Linked DNA regions of Homo sapiens: all the other regions are linked to region 5. The links are chromatin loops, found by intact Hi-C in ENCODE. Cell type or tissue: A673. All regions are shown on one strand.

Region 1 (4,000 bases), 630 kb before region 5:
ATATGTGTATTTGATGGGCAAGAACAGACACAGGCACACATCAAGTGTTTCTATCTGACCCCAGGCAGGCCTGCACAGCACATTAATGAGTAGAGGTGACTCTGTGGGTCTCTTCCATTCATTTAGAGCCTTCTCTGTCTGCCTGTGCAGCATGCACTGTGGCTAGCCCTGGTGCCCCGGGGGCTGCATGTCCAGGGGATTTGAGCTGCACCCTCTCTGCCTCTGCTCCTGTTGCACAAGGTGTGCCTGTCCCTGCCTCCAGTAAATACTACATCTGCCCACAAACTTCGGTGCTCATCAATGCCACTTTTTGTGCTCATGAATATTAGCTCTGGATGATAAGGAGGAAATTCATGCTCATCCAGGTTTTAGGTTCTGAAAACTCATGTTAGTCATTGTACTTACAGTGATTTTTACTTGTTTATTGAAAAGCTCAGATAAAATATGTTTATCTGCAGTGTTATGAGATTCATTGGCCAATAATAATAGTGATAATAATATGTGAAAGCACTTCATAGCTGGTAGAGAAATTTCACGGCATTTTCACAATGGTCAACAGTGTGGTTTTTAAATATTTTTCAAAATCTTCAATCAAAGGTGATCTCATCCCGAAGCCCGGTGTGTAAATCTGTGTGCTTTGGTTTAAAAAGGAAGGTGAATAGGACCAAACCCACCTGGCCTGGCCCCCTCTTAGGGCTGCTCTGAGAGTCTCTGCAGAAATCCAGAACAGTGAGGAACTGTAGAGCCCCACCCTCAGGCGCCTCTTGTCCCTGAGCCCTGGTTACTCTCTGTCCTCTTTCATGAGTTGTTATCTGATTTTTTTTTATTTGCTCCCTGTCTTTTTCTCCTCCTAGACTGTGAGCTATATGGGGCAGGGGACCTGTCCGCCAGCTTCCATCCCCTGCAACAGGAAGGTGCCCACAGTAACTATGGACCACACAAAAGGCCTGAAGGCAGGAGACAGTGTTACGACTCCTTGATGTGGTCTCGAGCTTTAATATTTTCAGAAATATACATTTGACAAATTTGCAAAAACCATCATTTGGAAGGTCATTGTTTGTGGTACATTTGCTTGGTTTTGTGGATTTTGAATAACACACTTAATTTTAATTTTTGACTCAATCTTTTTGATTGAAGATGTTGTTTACTTAAAAATTAAAATGAAAAAAGAAAGAAGGAAAGAATGGGGTCCTTTTTAAAAAAGACAGTTACTTGAATAAAGGCATTTTCAAAATAAAAAAAGTAATATTTTTCTTCAAAATTTATACAATTAAATCAGTGAAAATGGAAATGTAAATAAACTTTCAAATAATGTTCCTGGGGTTATTAAAGCTTGAAGACTGCAGGATGACTTTTGGGACATCCCGTATGTGCGGGTCTACATGTCACGGAGTTTGAAATGAAGACGGACGCGAAGAGAAATGAAGGAGAAGATCTTTGCATTGATTAAAATGGGTTAGGGGCTAACCTTTGGGACACACCAAGAATGCCTACAAATCAACAAGAAAAAGACAGGAGCCTTGATGGAAAAATGAGAAAAATTTATGAACAGAAGAGGAACTCAGGTAGATGCAGAGATGCTCAATGCTCTCTTCTGTTCAGAGGACTCAATTTACAATCTCCACTCTTCTTTTTTGAATCCCTGGGTTAAGATTCAACCACATTTTAACTTTGGGCTTTTTCTGGAGACAGCGTGGAGGGGTGCTGGGGAAGGACCTCAGACATCACAGGGGCGCCCCCCTAACCTGTAACGAACGAACACCTCGACTTTGAGACCAGCAACGATCCGAGTTGGCCACCAGGTGGCGCTTTAGACCTCCTTAGCCCAGAAAGCTCCCGAATGGAAAGATTCTCTGGAGGGTTTGGCTCATTTTTAGCAAATAATTAAAAACCAGCCAACTTTTGGAATTGCCAGCCAGGATGAATAAAATGTTTTCCTTAAATTTGTAAGATAAACTCTGCTGTTTTTGTAATCCATGAGTAATTCCCCAGTGCTTCCTCAAGAATTCATGCTGACGCCCCAGGGAGCCAGAGGACACTGGGTTCCCTAAGGCACAGGCATGGGACTGGAGCCTCGCAGCCCTTGTAGTTAGAACCAGCGTACGTGGTCACAGGGGAGCCAAGCTGGGGCTAAGGGAGTGGGAAAAGAAAGAAAGGAGCCTCCCTTGCTCAAAATCTTTGGATGTCTGTTCTTGGTTTCTGGAACCTCAAAACGTTGCTGTGATGCCCTAGCTGTCATTGGGCTTCACAGAAGCCCAGTCGCGTCTTTGAGGTGTCAGGCTGCATTCAGCAGGCGAGGCAGAGGCTGCTGCACCCACCGGGTCCTCTGGCCTGCTCCCTGGCTTTTTGCCTGGGGGTGTCCTCTGCTCAAGGAGCTCCACTCAGTTCAAGCGAGCTGGGCAGGCTGGACAGGCCCGACGGCACCCCCGAACAATGAAAGATGGGAACTGGCAGATTAATGCCGCAGCCTCCTCACATTAGCGGGGTCAATTCTGAGGGGTGTTCTCCACACTTCCTCAGAGAATTACCTGCAGGACGGGGCCCCTGTTGTCCATGAGACTCACTTCGTTGGCCTCCATTCCTTTCCTGTCTTCTTCCCCAACTCCCTCACTCTGGCTTCCGGGGACCACCTCCCACATTAACTGCTTGCCCGGAATCCTTGTCTCAGGTTTTGCTTTTAGGCAGAGCAAACTAAGACAGCAGGAGAATTAGATACATTTGATGAGCACTCAATGCTCAGGTGTTTTCAGAGTGCAAATAATAAGAGAAGAGGAAAAAAGGAAAAGAAGGAGATGGAAAAAGAAGCTCCCAGGAACCTCCAGAAAGCTGTGAGCTCCCCCTAACTCTTTTAACTTTTGCAGGTGGTCATTTTACTTTGTTCCAAAAACCAGTTACCTTGGGTGTGTGAACAAGAAATTCAGGTTTGAATTTTTCAGTTGCTTCCAGTTCTGTCCTGTGAGTAGAGAACCCGCCTCCCTTAGATTCCATCCCAGGTCTGAGCCTGGCTTATAAAATATTAACCGAGTGATATTCTTTCCCCTGAGCTCATAATGGCTCCTGACATTTTAATGCCAGCATTTTGGATGTGCACAAAGTAAAGAGAGCTGAAACCCAGGGGCTAAGCCTCCTCTATTTACATTTTAGAAACCTCCAGATGTATTCTTTTGTGACATTCAGCACCCAGTTCAGGCAAGCCTCTTAGCAAACAGTGTTGAAAAGAGGTTAATAGTGGGTTTGTATAGGTTACCTTTGCTTTATTTAGTTCCATGGAAATGGAGTGTCAGCAGAAAGTAGGTTTATGGTTCCATTAAATTGCCAGGAAAAGAAAATATCAGGACAGTTGTAAACAAAAAAGAAAAGAAAAAAGAAAAACAAGGTTGGGTGACTCAGCCTGAATAAATTAAGAATCAATTTGATGCAAAACTTGGAAAAAGACTGGTGCCACTCCATTCTCAGACATCTCGTTGAAAGCTTATGAATCTCTCAGTCTCTGTCTCTGTCTGTGTCTCTCTCTCTTTTTTTTTCTGAGAGGGGAGGGATATTGGGTTCTAAATTTCCAGTGACTTGCCACTCTTATTTCTAAAGGCTCCATCAATAGGAAATTCTTAAATATCCTACCCAATGAAATGTAAGAAAAAGGTTCTAGGCAGAATTTCTCTTTTTAAAGATGAGTTCCATTGTGCAAAACATTTTGAAGAGCTCTGAGTATGTTTACAAATAATTTATACACACCACCTTGTATTCTATAGTCTATATTTGAGACTCATTAAAATGTTATTGACACTGACACAGAAGAGTAGTGACTGACAATTCTATTTATATAAATTTCAAAAACTGGCAATAACCATTTTTTTTTTGCTGTTAAAAAACAAGATCATGATTATTCTTGGGTGTCAGAGTAGTAACTGGAAGGGGACATGTTTGGGGTGCTGGTTACATTTTGTTTCCTGATCACTGTATGGGTATGGCCAGTTTGGGAAAAGTCATTAGCTTATTTATG
Region 2 (4,000 bases), 810 kb before region 5:
CTGCTTTTGCAAGTAAATCTAAGAGCATGTCAGTCCCCAGGAGTGCCCGGGTGCAGCCTGCCACTTTCCGTAAGGGGTTCTCTTGCCGCGGACTAGTTTCTCGTTTGCTTGGTAGCTGGTGGGCCTCAGGGATCTCCCGAGAGGCCTCACCTATCCCAGGGCCAGCCTGCTCCCTGAGGTGAGTGCCCTTTGAGCAGAGGCTGCTGGCGCATGCGTGTGCGTGTCTGTGCATCTGTCCAGGTGAGGGAGCACACGTCGCATTTGGAGGCAGAGCTGGAAAAGCACATGGCGGCCGCCAGCGCCGAGTGCCAGAACTACGCCAAGGAGGTGGCAGGGGTGAGTCTGCCCCCCAAGGAGTGCAGCCCCTGCCCAGCAGATCTGCGGTCCTCCCTGAGCTGCTTCTCCTCAGCCCTGTGGGAGCAGCTCTCGGTGACATAAGCCTTGAAGTCCGAGTCCTCAGGCGTTTGCCCGAAGCCTCACAGGCCCCTCGTTGGGCTGTCAGGCCTGAGGTGTCTCTCAGGGCAGGTTTCAAAAAGGCAGCCTCCCAGCCAGGACAGGGGCAGAGCCAGGCAGCCCTGCCCCGAGGGAGGCGTTTGACGTTCTAGGTTATCCCTCCGCAAGGGGATTCTCTGCCTGGCTTGCTGATGTCATATCTGGTGGGGAGTGGATTTAGATCTGACACTTTTTCTGCTCTTCAGAAGCAGAAGCACAAGCCCAGTATCCCAATTCTGGTTTAATCTCAAACTTTTGGGCCAGGCACAGCGGCTCATGCCTGTAATCCCAGCACTTTGAAAGGCTGAGGTGGATTGCTCGAGGCCAGAAATTTGAGACCGGCCTGGGCAACATAGCAAGACCGCATCTCTACCAAAAAAAAAAAAAAAAGCCAGGCACACTGGTGGGCACCTCCGTTCCCAGCTGCTTAGGAGGCTGATGCAGGAGGATTGCCTGAGCCCAAGAGTTCAAGACCAGCGTGGATGACAGATTGAGACCATCTCTGAAAAAAAAAATCATCTCCAACTTTTGGCCCTTTTTTGCCAGAGATAATCAGTAAACATTTGTGAAGGCCTGAAAGAGGTACGCAGTGAACACCATTCTTCCTAAGTCCTCAAAAAAGAAATCGTAGCTGTAGGAAGCCTGGCGAGCCCTGTGCCGGCCCGATGCTGTGACCCTCCTCAGGGTTTTGGTTAAGTGGATGTGTTAGGTTTTATGTTTCGGCGCTAACTCACGGGGACTGGTTTTCTCCTTTTCTCTCCTTTTTTCCCATCACCCGCCTCTGTTTTCTCCCCAAGCTGAGGCAACTTCTCCTAGAATCTCAATCTCAGCTCGATGCCGCCAAGAGCGAAGCCCAGAAACAGAGCGATGAGCTTGCCCTGGTAGGTGGCCTCCATGTCCCCATGCCAGGAGTGTGACCTGGGGCGTTGCGTGTGTGAGATGCATTTGCCAGTCATGCGTTTGTGTCCACTCAAAGATAAAGCCTAGGGAAGGGACAGTGTCACCCGTTGAGCAGCATGGGGCCGGCTTCTGGGGGCCTTCCTGCACATTTGCCCAGAACTCTGAGCTGGGCCTGTGGCTGTTGGGACCAGGGTGCTCCCACTCCATCTCCCGTCCCCTGGCTACCTGGTCCCCTGTTCAAGGTAGTGAGAGCTCTGGGCGTCTGCATTCCCTGTGAGCCCATTGTAGTCACCTGGGGGCGTCAGGGATATTGCAGTCCCTGGCATCACAAGACCAGGAAGCCTGGGGGTTCCTCCTGGCCTGGCCACCCATCGCCCTGGGGCTCTCAGCAAGTCCCGTGCCTTCTGTGGGTTTTCTCACCTCAGTGACAGCTCAGATCAATTCAGTCAAAGCCACAGGCATGCAGGGAAGACCTGCTCCACGCCCGGCCCCATACCAGCTGCCGGGTGCAGAGAGCAGCCCCCTTGGCAGACCACTGGAGCTCTGCCTGTGCAGGTGGCCTCTTGAGTCCCTCCTGGTGTTCAGCTCAGGTGTCTGATGCCAAGTCCCAGCTCCTTGGCAGGCTCCACCCAGCCTCACCGGATCTGGTACCGCCCCAAGGCTGGTGTTGTGAGCAGCACCCTGTGAGGCCGCAGACATGTTCTGTTTGATCTGCGGTGTTTTTTTAAATCTTGAATTAGTTGTCAACAGGGAGAAATTGGGAAATTTTAAATAAAAATGGGCTGGCATTCCCCCTGCAGCAGCCAGTGAGTCCGGCACACGCTCCCAACACCCTCGGTCCCCCTTGGTCATTCAGGTCTTACCCGGACCAGAACACCAGAGGGCAGTGCTGCCTAGGCCAGGTCTCCTCCTGTGTCTAGGGGCCACTCACTGAAGCCTTGGCTGAGCGAAGTCTGGGTGACAGGCCCCGGGGGCATGGCCCAGGCCGGGGATGTGCAGAGAAAACCCCCTGGAGTTTCTGTTGTCTTCCAGCTGTGCAGTTCGTTATTTGCATTGGGAGGGGCTGTTCAGAGGGAGGGAAGAATGTCTGGGGTTCCCACGTACCTGGGGTGGCCCCTCAGCGCAGGGTCAGAGACCGCCCATGTTCCCTGGGGAGCTTATGCCAAGGGCCCCACCTGGGTCTCCAATTGGAACCTCTACCTGAGCCTCTCGAGTGACACCTGCCCTTCAAATTGCAGGCCCAGTGGTTTGGGTGCAGCCAGATATGCCACCTAACCCCAGTGATGGAGCGTAGGGGTGGGGGACCTTGTTAGGCAAGAATGTTATCTCATAATCTTTTCTAGACCCCGGAAAGGGCTCTGAGCAGTGGACTGCATCCTTGAAGGAGAAACGGGGGGTGTAGACAGTGTGGCGGCCACCCCCCGGTTCCATTCGGATTCCTTTGCTCTGTGGGCCATGCCCATCAGGGGTCACCTCACTCCCAGGGAGGGCTCCCCTCCGGTTGGGCTTGGAGCAGAGCACATTGGGTCTCATTAGCCCAGAGGCTTGGTGGCCTTGGTTTGGCTCAGGTTGGCGGCGGGGGTGGCCAGACATAGGTCACAGTTACCAAGCCAGGTCCCCTGAAGGGACTTTGGCTGTTGAGAGCAGCTACGGTCCTCCGAGGGGGTCCCTGCAGGAGTGAGCATGGTGGGTGTGCGACTGGCTGTGCATTTGCAAACACACCCCTTCCTGTTCCAGGTCAGGCAGCAGTTGAGTGAAATGAAGAGCCACGTAGAGGATGGTGACATAGCTGGGGCCCCAGCTTCCTCCCCAGAGGCGCCCCCAGCCGAGCAGGACCCCGTTCAGGTTAGGGCGGTGAGCTGGTCCCCAGACACATCACTAATCCCAGAAGAGTGCAGGCCCTGCTGCCTCCGTTCGGACTAAACCCCGCACTGGCTGCTCCAGCCTCCGCTGCTTCCCCACCCCACCCTGCTTTGCCCCATTTGGATCATCCAGGTTCGGAGAAAGCCACAGAGCATGGAACAGAAAGGTGGCCAGGTGGAGAGGCTGGAGGAGTTGGGGGGAGGTGGGACTCGAAGAGGGAGTCCGTGATTTGGGGTCTGCACCTACAGGGCTCAGGAGCAGCTCTGGGCAGGGTCTGCAGCCATCGAAGGGGACTGTCTCCCACTGCAACCCCGGCTGGGACATCGCTAGCAGGATATTCGCTCTCCAGAGTTTTGAGCCCGGCAATAGCCACCAAGAGTCCTCACCAAGAGGCAGGGCCTGTCCCTGGGGTGGCCATGGTGTGGCTGTTAAGGGGGTTGTCATGGGGCCAGGGCTCGGAGGCATCGTTCTTGTCCTGTGAGTCTCGTTAAAGGCCCCTGAGGTTGCAGAGGCCCCATCAGCTGCTCCTGAGCCACACCGAAGTCTGTACCAGGGGCTGAGGTGCCCTCTCCCCAACGAGGGGAGCGTTGGGGCAGGGAAAGGGGAAGCTAGAAGCAGCTAGAGAGCGGTGCCTGTGCTGGATCCCTGGGCCCCTGGAGGGTTCCTCACCGGGCTGCCGGGTTATGTTTGCGGTGTTTGCACAGCTGAAGACGCAGCTGGAGTGGACAGAAGCCATCCTGGAGGA
Region 3 (4,000 bases), 1.1 Mb before region 5:
AAAGTTCATCAAATAAGGGGACTGTCCTTGTTTTGGGGGGCTGTTGTGGACTTTGCAATGCATGATCCTCTTTACTATTCCATCTCTCTGAAGCTACATCAGACCCTGGGACCCCTCCAATTCTGGACAGGTGGCCCACAAGTAGCCTCAGGCCACGGCTCACTGAGACAGCCCAGATTGTCTTGCTGATTAGCCTGCTTGAATCCCATGGAAAACCTCTCCTGTCACTGGGGTACTCCATGAGCCTCGGGGATTGCATCATTATTTACATCCCAATTTCTTTAAATTCAAGATTTGTATCCAATAGCGTTGGTCTCCCTGAACCTGGATCCCCAGGTTCTCAGAAGAGTCAGGGACCGCAAGCTGCCTTCACCAGCCCAGATCTCTGCTGAGCACTTGTTCTACCCGGGATGAGTTCCTGAAGATAAACCTTTTGTGCATTGTGTTATTTTGTGTGCACAACTCAGCTAAGTGGCCTCCAGCACTACTCATCATCCCGCCGCCTGGCTACCAAGAGGCCCAATCAGTATCTGTGGAACGAGTGGATAAAGAATGATTTAGGGTCCAATCCATTTCCCAATCCAGTAAGCCATCTTTCATTTCCACCATCTTGGGCCAAAGGAAAAAAAAATGGGAACATCTTTCTTTCTTTCTTTTTTTTGTGACAGAGTCTCACTCTGTTGCCCAGGCTGGAGTGCAGTGGGATGATCTCAGCTCACTGCAACCTCTGCATCCCAGGTTCAAGCGATTCTCGTGCCTCAGCCTCTTGAGTAGCTGAGATCACAGATGTACACCACCATGCCTGGCTACTTTTTGTATTTTTAGTAGAGACGGGGTTTCACCATGTTGGTCAGGCTGGTCTCAAACTCCTGGACTCAAGTGATCTGTCCTCCTTGGTCTCTCAAAGTTCTGAGATTACAGGCGTGAGCCACCGTGCCTAGCCAGGAACTTCTTTTTATGCTTTACCAGAAACTCATCTTGATGTTTTCTTGTTCTTGATGATTTTGCTAAAGTCCAGACGTTCCTTGATCATCGAACACTTCTGTGTCAGCTAAGTTGTTTGAAGCAGTAAATCCCAGCTCTACATTCCCTTCATAATATGTGTCCAACTGAAAAAGAATGTTAAAGAAGACAATAAAATGCTTAATGGTAGAGTTCTGAAATAATCAGAATTAATCAATCAATCATTTATTTATTCAAATGACCGACACTTATTATTATGTATCTCTGTGCAGCCATGCATGGCTTGAGGGATGTGACACAGGAGATTTATGTCTGGTGGTGGATGGGCTTTTGTCTCGAACTCCTGACCTCAAGTGATCTGCTCGCCTTGGCCTCCAAAAGTGCTAGGATTACAGGCGTGAGCCACTGCGCCTGGCCTTGGATGGGCTTTTGTAACCTAGTATGTCTTCCTGGTGCCTTATCCATGATTGTTTCTTGGTATGGGATTTTTCTCCCACTCTTGGGAATCTCCTGGTATTCCACCGATGGCTGCTGAAACCCAGTCCCTGGCTGGTTCCAGTGTCTGATTGTGCTAGGTTGTAATTCCATGTGCTGCCAGGAGGTGTCTCTCCCTAACACCTGATGCTGCCGCGGCTGAAAAGTTGGTTTCTGTGTGACAAGTGAGAACAGTGTTGAAGTCAATTTTGTGTTTGAAGTTTTATCTTAAAAATAAGTTAACTTTGAATAAAAAATTATCTTGGTCAGTGAAGGGTATGTAAATTTTTTTTTGTTTATTTTTCATTTTTTGTATCTTCATGAACACATGTAAAAGTTTTTGGAACGGCATTGTCCAATAGAACTTTTTGCCGTGTTAGAAATGTTTTACAATCTGCTCTGTCCAATAATTGTAGCCACAAGCCACATGGAGCTAATCAGCAGTTGAAATGTGGCTAGTGAGACTGAGGAACTGAATTTCAGATTTTACTTAATTCTAATTAATTAATTAATTAACTGATTAATTTTTAGAGACAGAGCTCAGCTTGGTTGCCCAGGCTGGAGTGCAGTGGCATGCCATAGCTCACTGCAGCCTCAAACTCCCAGTCAAGCTAGGACTATAGGCAAGCATCACCACACCCAGCTCATTTTAAAATTATTTTTTCTAGGGATGGATCTCACTGTGTTGCCCAGATTGGTCTTGAACACATGGCCTCAGGCAATTCTCTGCTTTGATTTGCCAAAGTGCTGGGATAACAGGCATGAGCCATCATGCCCAGCCTTATTAAATTTAAACAGCTACATGTGGTCACTCTATGGAGCAGCATAGCTTTATAATAATTTTTTAAAATTAATTAGTTTAATTGACACATTATCATTGTACATAGGTATGGGGTGCAGTTTGATATTTTAATACATATATTGTATAATGGTCAAATTAGGGTAGTTAGCATGTCAATCACCTTAGGCATTTATCATTCCCTTGTGGTGAGAACATTCAAAAGCCTCTCCTCTAGCTATTTTGTAATATACAATATCTTACTGTTAACCATAGCCACCCTACTGTGTAACAGAACCCCAGAATTTATGCCTCCCATCTAATTGTAATTTGTACCTGTTGACCGACCTCTCCCCATCCTCCCCTCTCCCCTGCCCTTCCCAGGCTCTGGTAACCACTGTTGGACTCTCTGACTCTTCTTCTATGAGATCAATTTTTTTTTTTTTTTTTTTTAGATTCCACATATGAGTGAGATCATGCAGTATTTGTCTCTCTGTGTCTGGCTTATTTCACTTAATATGATGTCCTCCAAGTTCATCCATGTTGTTGAAAATGACAGGATTTCATTTTTTTATGGCTGGTACAATTATTTTTGTTTCTATTATTTCAGCAAAGGAGAATCAGGAGAGAAAATATCAGAACAGAGTACAGCCAGTCAGTCTCCTTACCAGTGTCAGGGCAGATTAGTGTAAGACTGTGGGGTTCTAGAGATTTGTGGGTCAATTCTGGCCTTGCCACTTAATAGCTGCTGTGACGTTAGGTAAGTGAGTTCATCTCTCTGAGCCTCAGTTTCTTTATCTGTAGATTGGGGATTGTAATGGCAACCTCAGAAGACTACTGTGAGGACTGAGTGAAGTACTGTGTACATCACTCAGGGTATGGGAGCATTGACTTACATAGTGAGTGCTCAGCAAAAGTCCCTCTGCCCCTGTTGGTGGTGATGGTGGCAGTGACAGCGGATTTATTATTCACCAAACTAGTCTTCCTGCTCACTGTCTCTACAGGGGCTAAATCGGGGGAGGACACAGTCCAAGGTCAAGAGCATCAAGCAAAGAATTAGTCAGCAGTCAGCCTAGGAGTCAGGCTGTTGTGTCAACTGCATTAACCCAGAGGTCAGAAGCAAAGGGACTTACAGAAAAATTCTAAGAACAGAACAAAAGGATTTTTTTTTAAACTCTTCATCAAGATTCCCCAAATATTAACATTTTTGCCACATTTGCCTTACTGTTTTCTCTGTCTGTGTGTACAAATATATATATTTTTCTGAATCATAAGAGAGTAAATTGCAGATGTGATGCCCTCTATCTCCCAAAGCTTCAGTGTATAATTCCTAAAAAGTAAAGGACATTCTGCTACACAGCCACAGTGCAGTGACTAAGTCAGGAAACGAACACTGATTCAATACAATTAGCTAATCTACAGACCGTATTCAGATTTAGATGTCACCAACTGTCCCAGTAATGTCCTTTATAGCAACACAATATCCCAGATCACGTGCTGCAGTTGGTTGCCCTGTCTCTAATCTCCTCCAATCGGCGACAGTTCCTTGGGCTTTCTTTGTCTTTCCTGACCTTGACATTTTTGAAGAGTCCACGCAGTTTTCTTGTAGAATGTCCTTCAGTTTGGGTCTGCCTGATGTTTCCTCATGATAAGCCTCAGGTTGTGTATTCTTGGCAAGAATACTGGGAAAATGATGCTGTGTTCTCAGTGCATCAGATGAGCGGGGACATGAGGTCCCTTTCTTAGTTTGGGAGAATAAATTCTGATGAAAAATATTCCCAGTGA
Region 4 (4,000 bases), 680 kb before region 5:
ATGACATTCTGTTACAGCAGCCCAAATGGACTGAGACAGCTTCTTCACCCTGGCAGTGGCAGTTCCTTCCTGTAGCAGCAGCTGAGTCCAGTTCTCCATTTTCCCAGCATTTGCAGGACCAGCCTCATCGCAGTCTCTGCAGAGATACCTGCACTAGCCTGCTGATGCCCCTCCTTGGTCTGGGTCCCAGCACACTCCCACCTCTGAGACTTCCAAGTTGTATTAATTCCAACCTCTCCTCTTAGGTGGTAGCTAGCTGCTTCTTGAAGGTCTGCTGACAAGAAGTGGCCCACTAGGCACTTGTATTCCATAACCAGCGCCATACCACCCGCTGGGCTTCTCCCTAAAGACTGTAAGCGTTGGTTTTACAAGAAAAAATCTGCATGGGTTTCCTTGAGAGAGTGCCAGTGGTCCTGAGGGAAATCTTGGCATGAACCAGCTGCTGGGTGGTTTCTCTAATCTTTTGGCCTCATGCACCTGTACCCAAGTCAGATGACTGATTTGCACATTGGGACCACTACAGACCTCCACCTGAGCTTCCTCTGGCTTCACTCTGCCAGGTCTTAACTCCCCATCTTTCAGGTCCTAACACGTGCACTTGTGCTCCACTTCCGGGCACTGTGGGTGGGTAAGGCAGGCTGGGGTGCCACGGATGCCTTAGGATCCTGCCCGAGCCAGGAGGGCATCTTCATTGCGTGAGCCCCCCACTCCCACAAATGTTGGACTTTTTGGTCCATGTGATTCTTGTGTTTTCTTTTGCTTTTTGAATTAACTAGGTAACAATTCATTATACTAATTGTATGGTACTTTGTATTAAATTCTCTCTGTTAAAACCACTGGTATGGTTTCTGTCTCCTGACTGGAGAAAGAGGAGGCATGAGATGGGGAATGGATGTGTCCACGCAGGGGGCATTAATGAGGTGGCCACCACTGTGAGCAGCTGGGGCTCCATCCCACTGGGGACCCTTCAAGAGAGCGGGTGGAACATCTTCAAATTGTCCCAAGCAGGAGGTGAGGAAGCTGAGCTATCCGTCTACCAGCTCTCCATCCCATTTCTCCTCAGGAGAGGGTGGCCCTAGGGCACTGATGCCCTATCACCTGTGGCCTGCTCCACACGAGGTCTGGGGCTTTTCTGCAGCTGGGCAGAGTGATAGAATGGCCTTTGGCATGCATGGAAACTGCCTACAGATAACCTTTAGGTGGGCCAAGGAGATATAGGGCAGAGGTTGGCAAACCTTTTCTGTAAAGGGCCAGATTGTAGGCCACACAGCCTCTGCTGTAACTACTCAGCTCTCTTGTGGTAGCATGAAATCAGCCATAGACAATACAACAACAAACAAGCACAGTTGTCTCCAACAAAACTGTATTTATAAAAGCAGACCGCGTACTGGGTTTGGCTATAGTTTGCAGACTCCCTGATACAGAGGATGCACCAACAGTCTGCCGCAAAATTCAGTTAACATCTCAGAAGACACTTCTAAACCTGGCATTGGAACCTGTCTCTTCCTTCCACCTTCATGTTGGGAAATTCCATTTAGTTCTCTCCTCGACTTGAAGCTTACATTATAAGAAAGATCTGGCCGGGCATGGTGGCTTACTCCTGTAGTCCCAGCACTTTGGGAGGCTGAAGCAGGTGGATCATCTGAGGTCAGGAGTTCGACACCAGCCTGGCCAACATGGTGAAACCCCATCTCTACTAAAAATATTTTAAAAATTAGCCAGGCATGGTCACACACGCCTGTAATACCAGGGGAGGTCGAGGCAGGAGAGTCGCTTGAACCTGGGAGGCGGAGGTTGCAGTGAGCCTGAGATCATGCCACTACACTCCAGCCTGGGCAACAGAACAAGACTTTGTCTCAAAAACAAACAAACAAACGAACAAACAAAACCTAAATGAAAAAAAACCCCGAAAAACAAACAAACAAAATCTTCAAGCAGCCATTACTATCAAGTTTATCCTAAAATTTTTCTAACATAGATTTGTGGTTAGGACACTGCTGGTGAATGAAGTCACCCCAAAACTCACATGGCATTTGGCACATTGATGATTGGTATCTTGATTGGTACAATACCTGACTCCATTTTCTCAGGCATGGATAAAAGCAAGCAAACAACATAAAAAGCCACACTGACTTATGTTGTATTCAAACAGAGTTTTTGAGTTGAAACTTATTTTATCAGAAGATACACTCCTGGTCAATGACTCCACTGGGCTGATGCCCTCACCAGCTGTACCTGCCCCTTTACCCTCATGCTTGCATCCTTGTGACCAGGAGCTTGCCTGTCACCTGTGGCCCATCAGTGGTCCTGGGACATGGTGCCAGAAAAGAAAAAGATAAATTTTAGCTTCTTCCCTCCATCTAGTTTGAGTAGCTCATGGGATATCCTCTCAGATTCAGAGGGACATCTTTGAGGGTGTTGTGAGGTGGCACACCCCATCTTGGGATGGGGAGCTGGCACACCCCATCTTGGGATGGGGAGGGCAGGTTGGCCCAAAGCCTCCTGGTTGGAAATCAGTAACAGTGACGTTAGGCCTAAGGAATTACCAGCCTCATGTGGCTCTTCTGGCACCTGAAACTCTGTGAGCTGAGATTTCTAGTTGCCTTCCCATCCCATCCCACCGCAAATCATGCATGAATGAGCATTAAACATTTAGCCACACAGAATCTTCATCTTTTTAGGCTGAGTGCATCCCTCACCTGAGATCATTCTATTCCCAGGTTCACAAACGTGAGTCTCTTCTCAGTTCTAAGAGAAACATGGAGCCAGGACCTTGGCTTGGAGAATTTACCCTAGGTTCTCAGACTTTGATTCCAGGTCCCTTATACATCTTAAACCAAATTTGATCAGGGTTTTTTGAAGCCAAGGAAAGGGTTCAACTAAATGCACAAGAGACTAATGGAAAAACTCAAGTACTAGCTGATTAGTTTACAATTCAAAGAGAGGGTGTTGTTTTCTGCAGATCTAGCTGCTTGGATCGTTTATACCGGTGTTAATGTTCTTGGGAAGCTGCATAAGGCATGAGGAGGCTGTGGGTGAGCATGCAATGGGACCATTGGCAAGTGGTGGTGTTTTAATGCACTCTCTCTGGGGGTGGCTTTGCCAATGTATTGGCCTGTATCCCTCGATAGACTTCAGCTCTTCAGAGACTGGAATTCTCCCTTATGTCAGGCTTCATGTTTCCCTACCCTGAATGCTGCCAGACACTGTCTTCCAGCTTTGGTCACCCTGACTCTCATTTATTCTAAGCTCCCATGTGCTGAGTGCCCTCCATCCTCCCACCCTTTCTCTTGACTTATTCTTTAGAGACAAAGAACCACCCTGCTGGCCACAACTGAACCACCTACATTAGCCTAGGAGACATTCTGTCTCTGGCATTTCACAATTCCAGAGTTTTAAGGATCCCCTAACTCTCTTCCACAACCACTGTCCTTTATCTTTGCATTTTGCTTTTTAGAAATTTCTACCAAATTAGACTATTTGCATCTAAACACTTTAGCTGTGAGATCACCATTTCCCCTAATTCAGCACTTCTTTCTGTTAACTATAAAATACTTATGTGTCCTGAAGGTCTTACACTGTGTGGTTTTCATATAATCACTCCAAGCAAATGCGCTGATCACATGAAAACCATGCATTAACTTATAAGTGATACGAATGAAGACATAGAGTAGTAACTCTATCGGAATTTTTAAAAATCATTTTTTAAACTTAATCTTTTGGAAATCCATCTTTAAACCTAAGTATTAAAAAGGAGTGTCTCAGGATCACAAGATCAAACCTTGGACCTTATATCCGCCAATATCTATTTTTAGTAACAGACTCTGTTTATATTTATTTATTTTTGGGACAGTGTCTTGCTCTTCACCTAGGTTGGAGTGCAGTGGTGTGATCACGGCTCACTGCAGCTTCTACCTCCTGAGCTGAAGCTATCCTCCCACCTCAGCCTCCTGAGTAGCTGATACTACAGGCACATGCCACCATGCCCGGCTAAGATTTT
Region 5 (4,000 bases):
GTGCCCACGGGGTCTGCCCCAAGCTTGTCTCCCACAGTCCTGTCGCCTCCTGATCACACACCAGTGGTGCTTCTTGCTCCACCCTGACTACAGCAAATGCTCCTTCCAAGATGGTCACTTGCAACTCAAACCACCAGAACATCGGAATGTCAGGCTCTGTGTGAGAGAGTTTGAAGGTTTAAAGGGAGTGGTTCTCAAAGAGGCATCCCACACCAGTAACATCAGCATTACCGGAACGTGTCAGACATGCAGATTCTCAGGCTCCTGCTGCATCAAAGCGCTGGGAGTGGAGAACTGTTATCTGAAGTTTAACAAGCTCTGAAGGTGATTCTGATGCACACTTAAGTTTGAGAACTACTGAGAGCAGTCTCTGGTGTTTCCCATAGAAATTTGCACTTAAAGATAGCAACTTAGAAACTTTTCTGAAAATTTAAATGGTTTTAATAGAAAGAGGAAGGGAGGAAGGAAAGAAGGAAGGAAGGAAGGGAGGGAGGGAACAAGGAAAGAAAAGGAACTCATTTGACCATTAAATATAAATCTTGTGTTTGTCATATTTTTGTAGAAAAGAGGTTCTTAACCTGCGGAATCACAAACCTCTCCTGCCACCATGGGTTTCTGAACAGAATTAAGAGAATTCATGAGGGAGAAGCACATTTTTATTTTCACTAAACTCTACTGAAATGTAACATTTTGTTCAATTTGAGTGTAGGTTGATAAACCACAGCAGTACTGGCCATTCCCATGATTTTGTCACCAATAAAACCACAGATATATGCAGATGCATTAGAGTTGTTGCAAATATCTAAAATATTACTTAACTCCTCACTACCTCAATCTTATTTAATGTATTAATTTAAAAAACAAAAAACACATGTATAAGAAAGACAAGGGAAAGATGGGGAGGATAAGAGGGGAGAAGCAGGGAGGGAAGGCAATCCACAGCATAAAGGGAGGAAATACTATGTATTCAGAGTAGTTCCTTTAAGAGAGCTGAACGCAAAAGCAAATGAGAAGTGGGAGGGCCAGGAGGAGGAGAGGGAGGGGGAGCAAGATTCAGCCTAAAGGAATAGGCTCAAGGAAAATCACATTCCTGTGCAAGTAGGTACTGAACATGGACACATACATCTCAGTCAACAATGGTGTGTTAAGTGCTTTCTCTGTTCCAGGCAGGATGCTAAGACCTAGGGAGAAAATGGTAAAACTGGACCCTTTTCTCAAACTCACTTTAAGCTCATCAAACCAGAACAAATATTTTCATCAAGCAAATATGGATCAACCATCTATATGCAAGTACTACTCATGATTATTAAAGATGAGGTCCTGGGACTCACAAAGTATACACTCTAGTTGATCGGTCAAGGCATAAAACAATTCAAAATTACAGGGGGTATCGATGAGCCAGGAAGATGTTAACAAGTTCCTAATCAGCATCCAGACCAGAGCTGTGACAGGGCTGGGGAATGTCGAAGTCAGCCTAGGGAGGTGCCACTTAACCTAGGGGGGCAGTAGGACCTCAAGTTTGGAAAAAGGTGATTAGACCAGCACGGCTGAAACAAAAGGGACATGTAGGACCGTGGAAGTGCTTGCTTAGAAGATTAAACCAGAGCCAAGACTGATGAGGTTCCAACGGCCAGGCTAAATCTAAAGTCCCATTAGCCACAAAGATTAATTTAGAATTAGTGTTTCTTTTCATACAAGGATGCCATTGATACAGAATCAAAAGCGGTTAAACTGTTTTCAATTCCCCTACATGACAAATACTTAATGTAACTAAAAAAATAATACTGCCAGTGGTAGTGTTCATCAGTCATACATATATATAATACATATAAATAGTAAATAATATTAAATAAAATATTAAAATAATAGTAATATATTTTATACAAATATTTTATATATATATATATTTAGAGACAGAGTCTCACTCTGTGGCCCAGGCTGGAATGCAGTGGCAGAATCATAGCTAACTGCAGCCTCGACCTCCTGGGCTCAAGCAATCCTCCCACCTCAGCCTTCCTAGCAGTTAAGACTACAGGCTCATGCCACCATGCACAGATAATTTTTTTTTTTTTGTAGAAACAGGGTCTTGCTATGTTGCCCAAACTGGTCTTGAATTCCTGACCTCGAGCGATCCTCTCACCTCAGTCTCCCAAACTGCTGGACTACAGGCATAAGCCACCGCGCTCGGCTGTTTCTATTCTTTATTCTTCCTTCTTTCCCCACATTATCTGATTGTCTGATAAAGTCAGCTTCAGAAGGTCTGGTGACCATCTATTTAGTTGCAAGCGCCATTCCTCGGTCAGTTGCGAGCTTGGGGCGCCCTCTAGAGGACTAATGAAATACGCCGGCTTGGGGCAGCTTTAAATTTGGGCTGCACAGAGGAATAATCCGGGGAGCTTTAAAAACTCCTGCTGCTGGGCCCCACACTTACAGATGGAAATTTAATGGTTCTGCAGTGTGGCTTGGGCATCAGAGTTTTCTAAAGATCACCCAGATTTATAATAATTCTTGGAATCAGAGAGTGTTGGCCCTCCAAATTTGTTGTTCTTTTTTCAGTGTTCTGGCTGTTCCAGGTCTTTGGCATCGCCATATAATATTAGAATTAGCATATCAATTTCCAAAAGAAAATGCCTGCTGAAGGCTGGATCAGTAAGTCTTTTGCCCTCCCTTCTGCAGCCTTCTGCCTGCTGGTGCCAAGCTGCAGAAGGGAGGACTTACCGATCCAGGAAGATGAGGAGAGATGAGAGAAGAGATGAGAGCCAAGGGAGGATGGATAAAAACAGCCAGCAAAGCAAAAGGCGGCTGGGACTAGGTGAGGGGAGGGACGACAAAGGAAAATAGTATTGCTTGCCATTCCATTGCAAAATTGATTCTATTGCTGTCTTCTGAACTCCCCTGAAATGACCCCACAAAGTGCACAATGCTCATCAATGCTTTCAGCCAGTGGACTTCAGGCAAAATTCAAAGGGGGTGTTGTTTCACGCATCCTAGGGCAAAGCAGAGACTGGAAGTATAAGAAGCCTGGAGACTGAGAAGGCCCTGTGAACATAAGCCTCCCAAAATTCTTAGCCAATCTTTTAGATTGGGTCTTGGACATTGATGAGCCATGGCATTGATGGCCAAGCTAGTTTACCTAGATCTCTGGAAGGCAGGATAGAAGACAATTTGATGAATGACCCATACCAGGGCATTGAACTTTCCTCTCCCATACACACATGAGATTCCTCTTCTGCAGATGAAGAAAGAGCCACCACCCTTTCTCGGCTGGCAGTGGGTAGGAGGGGAGTGAGTGTGAGTTAGCCAGAGTAAGGCTGGAGATATGAAATCAGCAGAAGGCACAGGGATTCCCTTGAAGAAGGCAGAGAAATGAAAATCCAGAGGAAAAATTAGTGAGCCCAAATCAGCACAGCAAAAAGGATTCACATGAAGAACAGGAAACAAAGAAAGAAAAATCAGAAAAGAATATGACTGTGCTCCAGAACTGATATCAGTTGGTAGTGATATCATTACATTTCATATTTCACAGCAACTGTAAATTAGAAGGGATTGATTATTTTCAAGTGCGGGGACATCAATATGGGAGGGAAATATACACATTCTAAGGCATTGCTAATGGTTCTGGACAATTAGGAACAGAGACTTCACAATATTTAGCCGCTAATAATCATAATTATATTCCAGGTGGTTGGGCACTACGTTTTGGAGATGACGCAATTTCTCAGAACAGATTTCCCAGAGAACAAGCTACATAAATAATATTATATAATATTTCATGATACTAGGGAAATGACATCATGTTTAAGACAGCTCCATGGCTGTGAAGTATTGCTCAGAGAACCACTTCTGTAAATTTGGTGAAATAGATTCAGTCTGTGGGCATTGGAGGGTGTACGACTGGGGTCAGGGCCAAGTCTCACAGTAACTTGAAGTTCGTGGCTAGGAATTTTGCTCTTTATGTAAAGAGCAACGAGAGCAGTGGAAAAGTTTCCTTCCGGAAAAA
Region 6 (4,000 bases), 420 kb before region 5:
CTCCCTCCCACTCCCCCGCACCCATGAAAAGGTGTGGGGGAGGGGGAGGGAGCCACAGGTTTCTGCAGCAAGATCACACTCAAGAATTAAAATCCCTTTTCAACTTATCTCAATGCCCCACATCCCCTGAAAGCACCTAGCTTGCTTGGGTGGGTACTAAGGAGTAAAGAGCATGGGTTCACTTCTGAAAGATCTGGATTGAAGCCCTTGCCTGTTTTTATCTCGCACCCTTTTCTGAACCAATTTCCTCAACGGGGCCATAGGCTCAATAATGATAGTAGCCTCCTCAGAGATGTTGAGAAGATTAAGTAAAAATCTATGTAAGGACTCCAGCACGTAAGCTTCCGTATAACTAATAATAATCACTATTATATTTTATAATGGCGTTTGGGTCCTGGGTCTTGCCAAGTTTGGGGTGGGGGGGAGTGAAGAAGGAAGGTCGGCTTCTTTATTGTGTTGGTGTCTCTCAAAACAGCCGGCAGGCCACGGGCCAAAACCACAGCGGGGTGCTCCCTCCGCCGGCGCCTTCTTTCCCCTGCTCCACCCACGCTTTCCAGAGCAACAAGTTCCTTTCCGCAAGACCCGCCCGCGCGCCACCGGCGGACCCAGAGCCTCTTCCCAGACCTCTGTCAAACTCGTCGCCAGACCCTTCTGGGGTCGAAATTCCGGTACTGCCTACGCCCTTAGGAGGAGGGAGAGGCCCCCACACCTGGAGGAGCCCTGGCGGTGGCTGGGAGAGAGGCGGGAGGCTTGGGAAGTCAGGACAGAAGAGACTAATAAGAGCTTCGGTCTGCGCGGCCCTTCAAGGCAAAACCAATAACCAAAAGCACCCACCGCTCATCTCACTCCTCTCTCTTCCTGGGATCAGGAGCGAGATGGAGCCTAAAATCTCAGGGACCTCCACCCAGCCCTCTGGTAGCCACATCTCTGTCCTTTGGGTTCCCCTCGCCCCACCTTCTCTCTGCACCCACACTCCACCCCAGCCTGCGCCAGGTCCCCTAAGGACACTGGAGAACCCTGATACATCTTTTGCAGGAGAGACACGCAGGTCAGCCACAGCCCCCACCCAGCGCCCTTCTCTCTGTCCTCCCAGGATGAGTACCCTGGAGTCTCCAAAGGAGATCCAAGGTGTCCAAAGCTGGGAGGCTCACCTATCTGCTCAAACTGTCGAACTCTGGCAACTTCTTGGAATGGGGATCCCCACGCTCTAGTGGGAAAGCCAGGCTGGCCGCCCACGCATCAGGAGAGGACACCTCGACTTCTCCGTAGGGAATCCCCCTCAAAATCCACCTCTCCAGCTCCTGTAGCCGGGAGTTGAGAACTAGGGAGCCAACCAGAAGTGCGCTCCAGGGGTGGGCGGTCGTGGGCGGGGGTGAGGGCGCAGAAGTTCCGCCCCGATTTTAGAGACCAGTTTCTTTCCAAATCTAGAGTCAGGAAGCCGTTGTTCCCGGAGAGGAGCAGGGACCGAAGTCCCTGGGAGGGAAGTCCTCCCGGCGCGGGGTGGGAGAAACACCGAGGTGAATTGCAGTGTCCAAACGTCCAGCCTCGTCTGTAGGAAACTATTCTTTCTCCGGGGGATGGGGGTGGGGGAGACTTCCCTGGCCAAGTAGCCAACGCCAGGCTTAGCTGTTCAGGGCTTCATCCCTCCATCCCCAGGCAGCCTCGAGAACTTGGTACCTCGGACAGCATCCCCGGAGCATGGCATCCTGTGAAAGGTGTTATCCTATTTTCGCCATCAAGTCAAAGAGCAGTAAATTATTTTGATGACCTTACTAGTACAGATGAAGGACATTTTAATTACATAACCGGTGAAAGATCACCGGAGGCAATATCGTGTTAAAGAGCCCATGGCAGAATATCTGCATCGCATGAGAAAGAGAGAAAACTTGCAAATCTGCAATGAGATTGCGCAGGGCTGCCCCCCCGTCCCCCCGTTTTGAAACAACATGCGAAATGCATGGGAGAGCTTACCTTTCGGACTCCAAAGCCGTGTTCTGCTGCAACTTGGCGAGCTTTGTCCTCTCCCCCTTTATGCAACTCCACAAGAAAATGATTCGTGAAGACCGGTCGCTCAGCAGATGCAAAAACCATGACACAGAAGAGGAACCCGGCGGCCGCCTTCCACTGGGAGACACAACCACCCTTCATCCTTCTTTGGGAGTGAAAAGTGGTGCTAGGAGGCGCGCAGGCTGGCGGAGCAGGGGACTCGGAGGGAGGGTGCAAATAAAGAATTCTTATATATAGTTTTTAAAAAAATCTTTGTATAGAGAAAGAGACTGAACAGGGTCTTGGAAAGCAGCGAATCAGTGTGTGTTCTCCAGCATCTGGCTGGAGGGGAAGCCGTGCAGTCAGGCGGCCCGGCGCGCGGGCAGGGGTGCGAATGTGGGGAGCTGTGTGTACCGGAGAGAAAGAGCGAGTGTAGGTCTGTGCTTGATGCTAAATCTGCATTTTCAGCTCCTCCTCAGCTCCAATTCCCTAGGGGCTGGGGGAGAGCACCAGCTCGGGTGACGTGAGTCCGCCAGCGGCCAATGAGGGCGGGGGAAGCGGCGGGCCCCGCCCTGGGCCGCCCCGGGCCCGCCCCCGCCCACCCCCGGCCCGGCCCGGCCCGGCCGCCTCCGCCTTCTGGGGGCGCAGCGCAGCGCAGCGCAGCGCAGCGAGCCCGCGCCCCCGCCCCTTTCAGCACCGGAGAGCTCCCCCATCTCAGCCTGGCCCGCCGCGCGCCCAGGAAAATCCCCCCAGCTGTAATCAGGCCAGCGGCGGCGGAGTGATGTCATTGTTTGTGGGAATCTGTAGGCTCTGGGAAGGGAATTACGGTGTGTGCCGCTCTCAGAGGCCCCGAGGGGAGCAGGGGCGCCGGCCTCTGTGCCTCTTCCTGCTTGTTTCCCGCTGCAAAAACACCTCTCTCTCTCTCTCTCTCTCTTTCTCTCTCTCTCAAACACACACACACACACCCAAGGCATACTTGCCTCCCCTTATCCGAATAACAAAGCAAATATTAACCCTCCTCCCACCACTTTGGGCAAATCCCCGGGGAGGTTTGCTCTCCTTGGCACCAGGAGGGTTGGGGAAAGCACCTTCTAGGGGTGATCCATGGGGGGCGAGAGTGCAAGGACGAGCCCTTGTTTTTTGTAGGCTCCAGGCAGGTCCGGAGCGAAGCGGCTGGGAAGCCCAGCAGGAGACCCGGCTCGCCCCACCCGCGATGGTGACTGGAGGAGGCTCCTCTAGGAGTCCTGGCTGCACCTCCAAGATCTGCCTTCAGGAGAGACGCGGCCGGGGTGGACACGGCGGGAGGTGCATTCTCAGACCTGGGGACGTTCCACTGCACAAGGACAGCGAGGGTGCTAGTTGGGGAACGCATAGCCACCGATCCCAGGCGCCGGGCCAAGTCGCCCGCTGAACGTCTTCTACTGGAGGCGAATTCGGGCGCAGCGACGGGGGGCAGGGGCAACTAAGTTATCCGGTTAAGAAACGTGCACTCGCACTGGACTCTGCTAACTGCTGACGACGGACTCCGCTTCTTGCCTGAGAGGGAGGAAGCACGAACGTTCTGTATGTAACGAAATGAGGACGACTGTTTCAAAGCTACTCAAATATTGTTGTGTTAAAGAGTATTTACACTGATCTCATTGTATCATTTAGCTTCAAAGCTCAAAATTCTGCTTTACTTAGATAAGAGGTAAGAGATCTTTTCTTAGGGGCTTAAGTGCATGCAATTCAGAGAGAGAGGAAGAGACTATTTATACCATCGACACGTTACACACACATTCTCATGTATACACATATTCCTCTCTTTTTATTTTAGCTTGAAGTCCAAATCTACACAAGTCAGAACCTATGCAAGAAAAGCACCATCGGTAGAAATGAATACACTTTGAATGCCATGGACCACCCTGTCTTCAGAGCATGTCTGTTTGCTGACATAGTTGGCTCCCTCATAGCCCTTTAAAAAATTGTCACGTAAAAATGTGGGCGTTGCTGAAGGTTTTTATTAAAACATTAG
Region 7 (4,000 bases), 1.2 Mb before region 5:
GCCAAGATTGTGCCACTGCACTCCAGCCTTGGCGACAGAATGAGACCCTGTCTCAAAAAAATAAATAAATAAAAAGATGTTTTGGGTTCAGATTTGAGAGTTTTTTTCTTTTTGTTTTTCATTTTACTTAAGAAATAGATATAAAATAAGTAGTTTTTTTTGTCTTTTTGTTTGTTTGTTTGTTTTTGTTTTGAGACGGAGTCTCGTTCTGCCGCCCTGGCTGGAATGCAGTGGTGCAATCTCTGCTCCCTGCAACCTCCCCCTCCAGGGTTCAAGCGATTCTCCTGCCTCAGCCTCCTGAGTAGCTGGGACTACAGGATGTGCCACCACTCCCGGCTAATTTTTTGTATTTTTAGTAGAGACGGGGTTTCACTGTGTTTGTTACATGTACATCTGAAATAGTGAAGTAACAGAAAAAGGTAGAATATGAACAAGAATCAAAGTGGGTGGTAAAAACAAAGGCACCACAAGAGTTCAGTGAAGGGTAGAGTCGGTTCCACGGAGGAAGTAGTTGATCTTTGCCCAGTGCCTATTCCACGTTCAGCATTTGTCACACATTTCCTATGTTAATCTTTCCAGGAACACTGAGGTTAATACTCTTCCCCAAATTACTAGTGAGGAAAAAGGCATGGAGAGCTGAAGTGACTTAGCATTGCACAGCAGGATTTGAACCCACCTCTGCCCAATTCTGAGGCTCCTGCTTCCTGCCCTATACCATTTTGTTTCCTGTGGAGCAGGTAAGACTTGAGCAGATCATCAGTGGGATTGCGGTTCAGGCCCAAGCTCTCAGGCAAGATATGGCTGAACAAAGGGAGGAAGGGAAGTTATTTTATGCAAAGGTGTCAGCACAAACAACAGCTTAGAAATGAGTGAGACTGGTGCAGTAGGACAGTCTAGACTTGCCTAAATGAATGCTTCTAATCACAGTTGACCTTAGCTTGCTGTTCTTTAGAATTTGTTTTCTTTTTTAACTTTTTTTTTTTTTTGAGACAGGGTCTCCCTCTGTCCCCCAGGCTGGAGTGAAGTGGTGTGATCTTGGCTCACTGTAGCCTCTGCCTCCCAGGCACAAGTGGTCTTCCCACCTCAGCCTCCTGAGTAGCTGGGCCTGACTACAGGTGTGCACCACCATGCCTGGCTAATTTTTGTATTTTTTGTAGAGACAGGATTTTGCCATGTTGCCCAAGCTGGTCTTGAACTCCTGGGCTCAAGCAATCTGCCAGCCTCAGCCTCCGAAAATGTCGGGATTACATGCACAAGCCACCGCACACGGCTTCTTTTTTTAAAAAACTTTTAATATGCCATTAGTTTAGTGATACTATTACTTAAAGACACATTAGGTTACATTTCAGCAACATTGCTTTTTTACACTATTACCTTTAATGAACATTTTTGTTCATCACAAAATTGTAGCATGTTACCTAACCTGTTAGATAATATTTGTTATCTAACAGATCTTTAAAACTATATCTATGTCTCTGATGATTAATATCTAACACTTTCATACACTTTTCAATCCTTTTAGAAGTCCTCGCAGAGAATGGCTGAGGCTGATTGGGACGCATTAACTGGGGCTCTGGTGAGCCGACTGAGCTGAGTCCCCTGCAGTGCCTGTATGACCTGCACCAACGTGGGAATTGCCATCTCTCCTGCTGGAAAATCAGTGCTGCCTGTGGGAAGCCCGCCCTGGTTGGAGCTGCAGTTTCCTACCAGTTTGGTAAATAGCCTCATTTCTACTTTATCTCACTCCACTTTTCCGAACCGGTGACCCAGATGCATTTGGTAGCAAGGGGCCTCACTGGGCTGTGTAGCCAGGCTTCTATATTATTGTAGTAGAAAAAGTGAGAAGTACAAGCTGCCTGAAAATACAGAGGTAAAGGAAGAACACTCATGTAGTTGATTTTATTCAAAACAGACCTGTGTTGGTGACTAAAATGCCCAAATTACCCGGAGATAGATGTAGGTCCGCCCATTTTTGGCTTCTGCCCCATAATTGCAGTGTACTTCTCTCACCACTAGATGACAGTCGCGTTTTAAAGCAGATTTTATTCACGCGTTAATGCTGTTCCAAAAAAAAAATGGTTTTCATACCGTCAGAAGAGGGGCTCACAACTCTTGTGTTAGAGAATATGCGAGAAATCAGGAAATTTCAGACACCACTGGTGGGACATTAAGTCGATGTCACTGTTTTGGAGAGGAATTTGGTGGTAATGTTCAAGCTTTGACCCAGCAGAGACACATCCAGGTCTGATCATTTGATAGGAGGATGGCTAACATTTTGTTCCCACCATGTGTCAGGCACTTTTCTGAATGCTTCGCTCATTCAATCCTCACAATTTCAAGAAGCAGATACTATTATTTTCCCCCAAATTACAGATGAGGAAATCAAGCACAAAAAGGTCAAGTAACAGGCCGGGTGCGGTGGCCCACGCCTGTAATCCCAGCACTTTGGGAGGCCGAGGTGGGTGGATCACGAGGTCAGGAGATCGAGACCATCCTGGCTAACAAGGTGAAACCCCGTCTCTACTAAAAATACAAAAAAAATTAGCCGGGCGTGGTGGCGGGTGCCTATAGTCCCAGCTACTCAGGAGGCTGAGGCACGAGAATGGCGTGAACGCTGGAGGCCGAGCTTGCAGTGAGCCGAGATCGTGCCACTGCACTCCAGCCTGGGCGACAGAGTGAGACTCCCTCTCAAAAAAAAAAAAAAAAAAAGGTCAAGTAACTAGTCCAAGGTCACAGAGCTAGTAAGTGGCAGAGTCACAATCCATACTGCACTTTCCACTATATTGCATGTGTATTGTGTGTACCAGAAAACACGTGCAAAGGTGTTCACTGCTGCATCGTCTGGAGTAGCAAAACACTGTTAACCGAACAGTCCATTAGCATGACAATAAAACAGGAGGGAGAACTGCAGAGGAGTTAAAAGCAGTTATGAAAGATCTAGAATTGGTGAACCTGGAGACATCTCAAAAACAAAGTTGAGATAAAGCAAGTAAATCTAAAAACACAGAAAGCAAAACTATATTATACATGGAAACCAGTACACACAGTAAAACTATACAAAAAAACCCACATCAAATTTATGACGGCATTTGTCTCAGGGGAGAGGGAAATGGGATTAAGAAAACAAGGCAACAGCTTTTATCTGTAATGCTTTTTTTTTTTTTTTTTTTTTTAGAAGACTGAGTCTTGCTCGCTCTGTTGCCCAGGCTGGAGTGGAGTGGCATGGTCTTGGCTCACTGCAACCTCTGTCTCCTGGGTTCAAGCAATTCTCGTGCCTCAGCCTCCCAAATGGCTGGAATTACAGGTGCCCACCACCACGCCCGACTAATTTTTATATTTTTAGTAGAGACGGGGTTTCACCATGTTGGCCAGGCTGGTCTCGATCTCCTGACCTCAGAAGATCCACCCGTCTCAGTCTCCCAAAGTGCTGGGATTACAGGCATGAGACACCGCGCTGGCCTGGTCTATTTTTTGTTGTTGTTGTTGTTTGTTTTAGAGACAAGGTCTCACCCAGGCTGGAGTGTAGTGGTGTGATCATAGCTCTCTGCAGCCTTGGACACCTGGACTCAAGTGATCCTCTTGTCTCAGCCTCCCAAGTAGCTAGGACTATCAGCATGACCCCCATGCCCAACGACTTTTTTTTTTTTTTCCCAAGACAAAGTCTCGCTCTGTCGCCCAGACTGGAGTGCAGTGGCGTGATCTTGGCTCACTGCAAGCTCCGCCTCCCGGGTTCATGCCATTCTCCTGCCTCAGCCTCCCGAGTAGCTGGGACTATAGGCACCCACCACCACGCCTGGCTAATTTTTTGTATTTTTAGTAGAGACAGGGTTTCACTGTGCTAGCCAGGAAGGTCTCGATCTCCTGACCTCGTGATCCGCCTGCCTCGACCTCCCAAAGTGCTGGGATTACACGACTTTTTACTTTTTAGAGATGGGAGTCTTTCTATGTTGCCTAAGCTGGTCTCCAGCTCCTGGCCTCAAGCGATCTTCTAGCCTTGGCC

The links. Peaks named below come from ENCODE experiments on the same cell type or tissue, not always from the same donor. Only the 100,000 strongest peaks of a DNase experiment are listed, where the experiment ranks them.
Region 1: a loop joins it to region 5, with 8 times the contacts of the local background. A loop is called at or near these places in 100 of 110 quality-filtered maps.
Region 2: it touches region 5 in a loop (11-fold over the local background); 6 of 110 quality-filtered maps call a loop at or near these places.
Region 3: it touches region 5 in a loop (7-fold over the local background); 5 of 110 quality-filtered maps call a loop at or near these places.
Region 4: it touches region 5 in a loop (5-fold over the local background); 2 of 110 quality-filtered maps call a loop at or near these places.
Region 6: a loop joins it to region 5, with 8 times the contacts of the local background. A loop is called at or near these places in 4 of 110 quality-filtered maps.
Region 7: it touches region 5 in a loop (7-fold over the local background); 5 of 110 quality-filtered maps call a loop at or near these places.

The regions. Positions count from the first base shown.
Region 1 is chr20:17,429,739-17,433,738 of GRCh38, reverse strand. The region is part of intron 7 of PCSK2 (proprotein convertase subtilisin/kexin type 2); the gene reads right to left. Among named protein-coding and RNA genes, the nearest start is that of BFSP1, 100 kb to the left of the region's middle. RefSeq lists an enhancer at 2,315-2,821. In A673, CTCF peaks have their summits at 1,573 and 1,790 (motif pointing right); a DNase peak (open chromatin) is centred at 1,828; H3K27ac peaks cover 1,015 bases.
Region 2 is chr20:17,615,969-17,619,968 of GRCh38, reverse strand. RRBP1 (ribosome binding protein 1) reads left to right here. Exons shown (of 25, transcript NM_001365613.2): 19 at 241-336; 20 at 1,290-1,373; 21 at 3,130-3,237; 22 at 3,960-4,000. Among named protein-coding and RNA genes, the nearest start is that of DSTN, 48 kb to the right of the region's middle. In A673, CTCF peaks have their summits at 2,066 and 2,272 (motif pointing right); a DNase peak (open chromatin) is centred at 2,288.
Region 3 is chr20:17,896,261-17,900,260 of GRCh38, reverse strand. No RefSeq gene overlaps it. Among named protein-coding and RNA genes, the nearest start is that of SNORD17, 65 kb to the left of the region's middle. In A673, a CTCF peak has its summit at 1,568 (motif pointing right); a DNase peak (open chromatin) is centred at 1,580.
Region 4 is chr20:17,485,709-17,489,708 of GRCh38, reverse strand. No RefSeq gene overlaps it. Among named protein-coding and RNA genes, the nearest start is that of BFSP1, 44 kb to the left of the region's middle. In A673, no CTCF peak of the experiment used is centred here; no DNase peak of the experiment used is centred here.
Region 5 is chr20:16,802,460-16,806,459 of GRCh38, reverse strand. No RefSeq gene overlaps it. Among named protein-coding and RNA genes, the nearest start is that of OTOR, 56 kb to the right of the region's middle. In A673, a CTCF peak has its summit at 2,326 (motif pointing left); DNase peaks (open chromatin) are centred at 999 and 2,299; H3K27ac peaks cover 1,187 bases.
Region 6 is chr20:17,225,454-17,229,453 of GRCh38, reverse strand. PCSK2 (proprotein convertase subtilisin/kexin type 2) reads right to left here and starts at 2,414. Exons shown (of 12, transcript NM_002594.5): 1 at 1,972-2,414. The coding sequence starts at 2,148. In A673, CTCF peaks have their summits at 387 and 589; DNase peaks (open chromatin) are centred at 533, 1,353, 1,643, 2,483 and 1 weaker place; H3K4me3 peaks cover 3,791 bases; H3K27ac peaks cover 3,367 bases.
Region 7 is chr20:17,994,275-17,998,274 of GRCh38, reverse strand. No RefSeq gene overlaps it. Among named protein-coding and RNA genes, the nearest start is that of MGME1, 27 kb to the right of the region's middle. RefSeq lists an enhancer at 2,075-2,144. In A673, a CTCF peak has its summit at 2,004 (motif pointing right); a DNase peak (open chromatin) is centred at 2,024.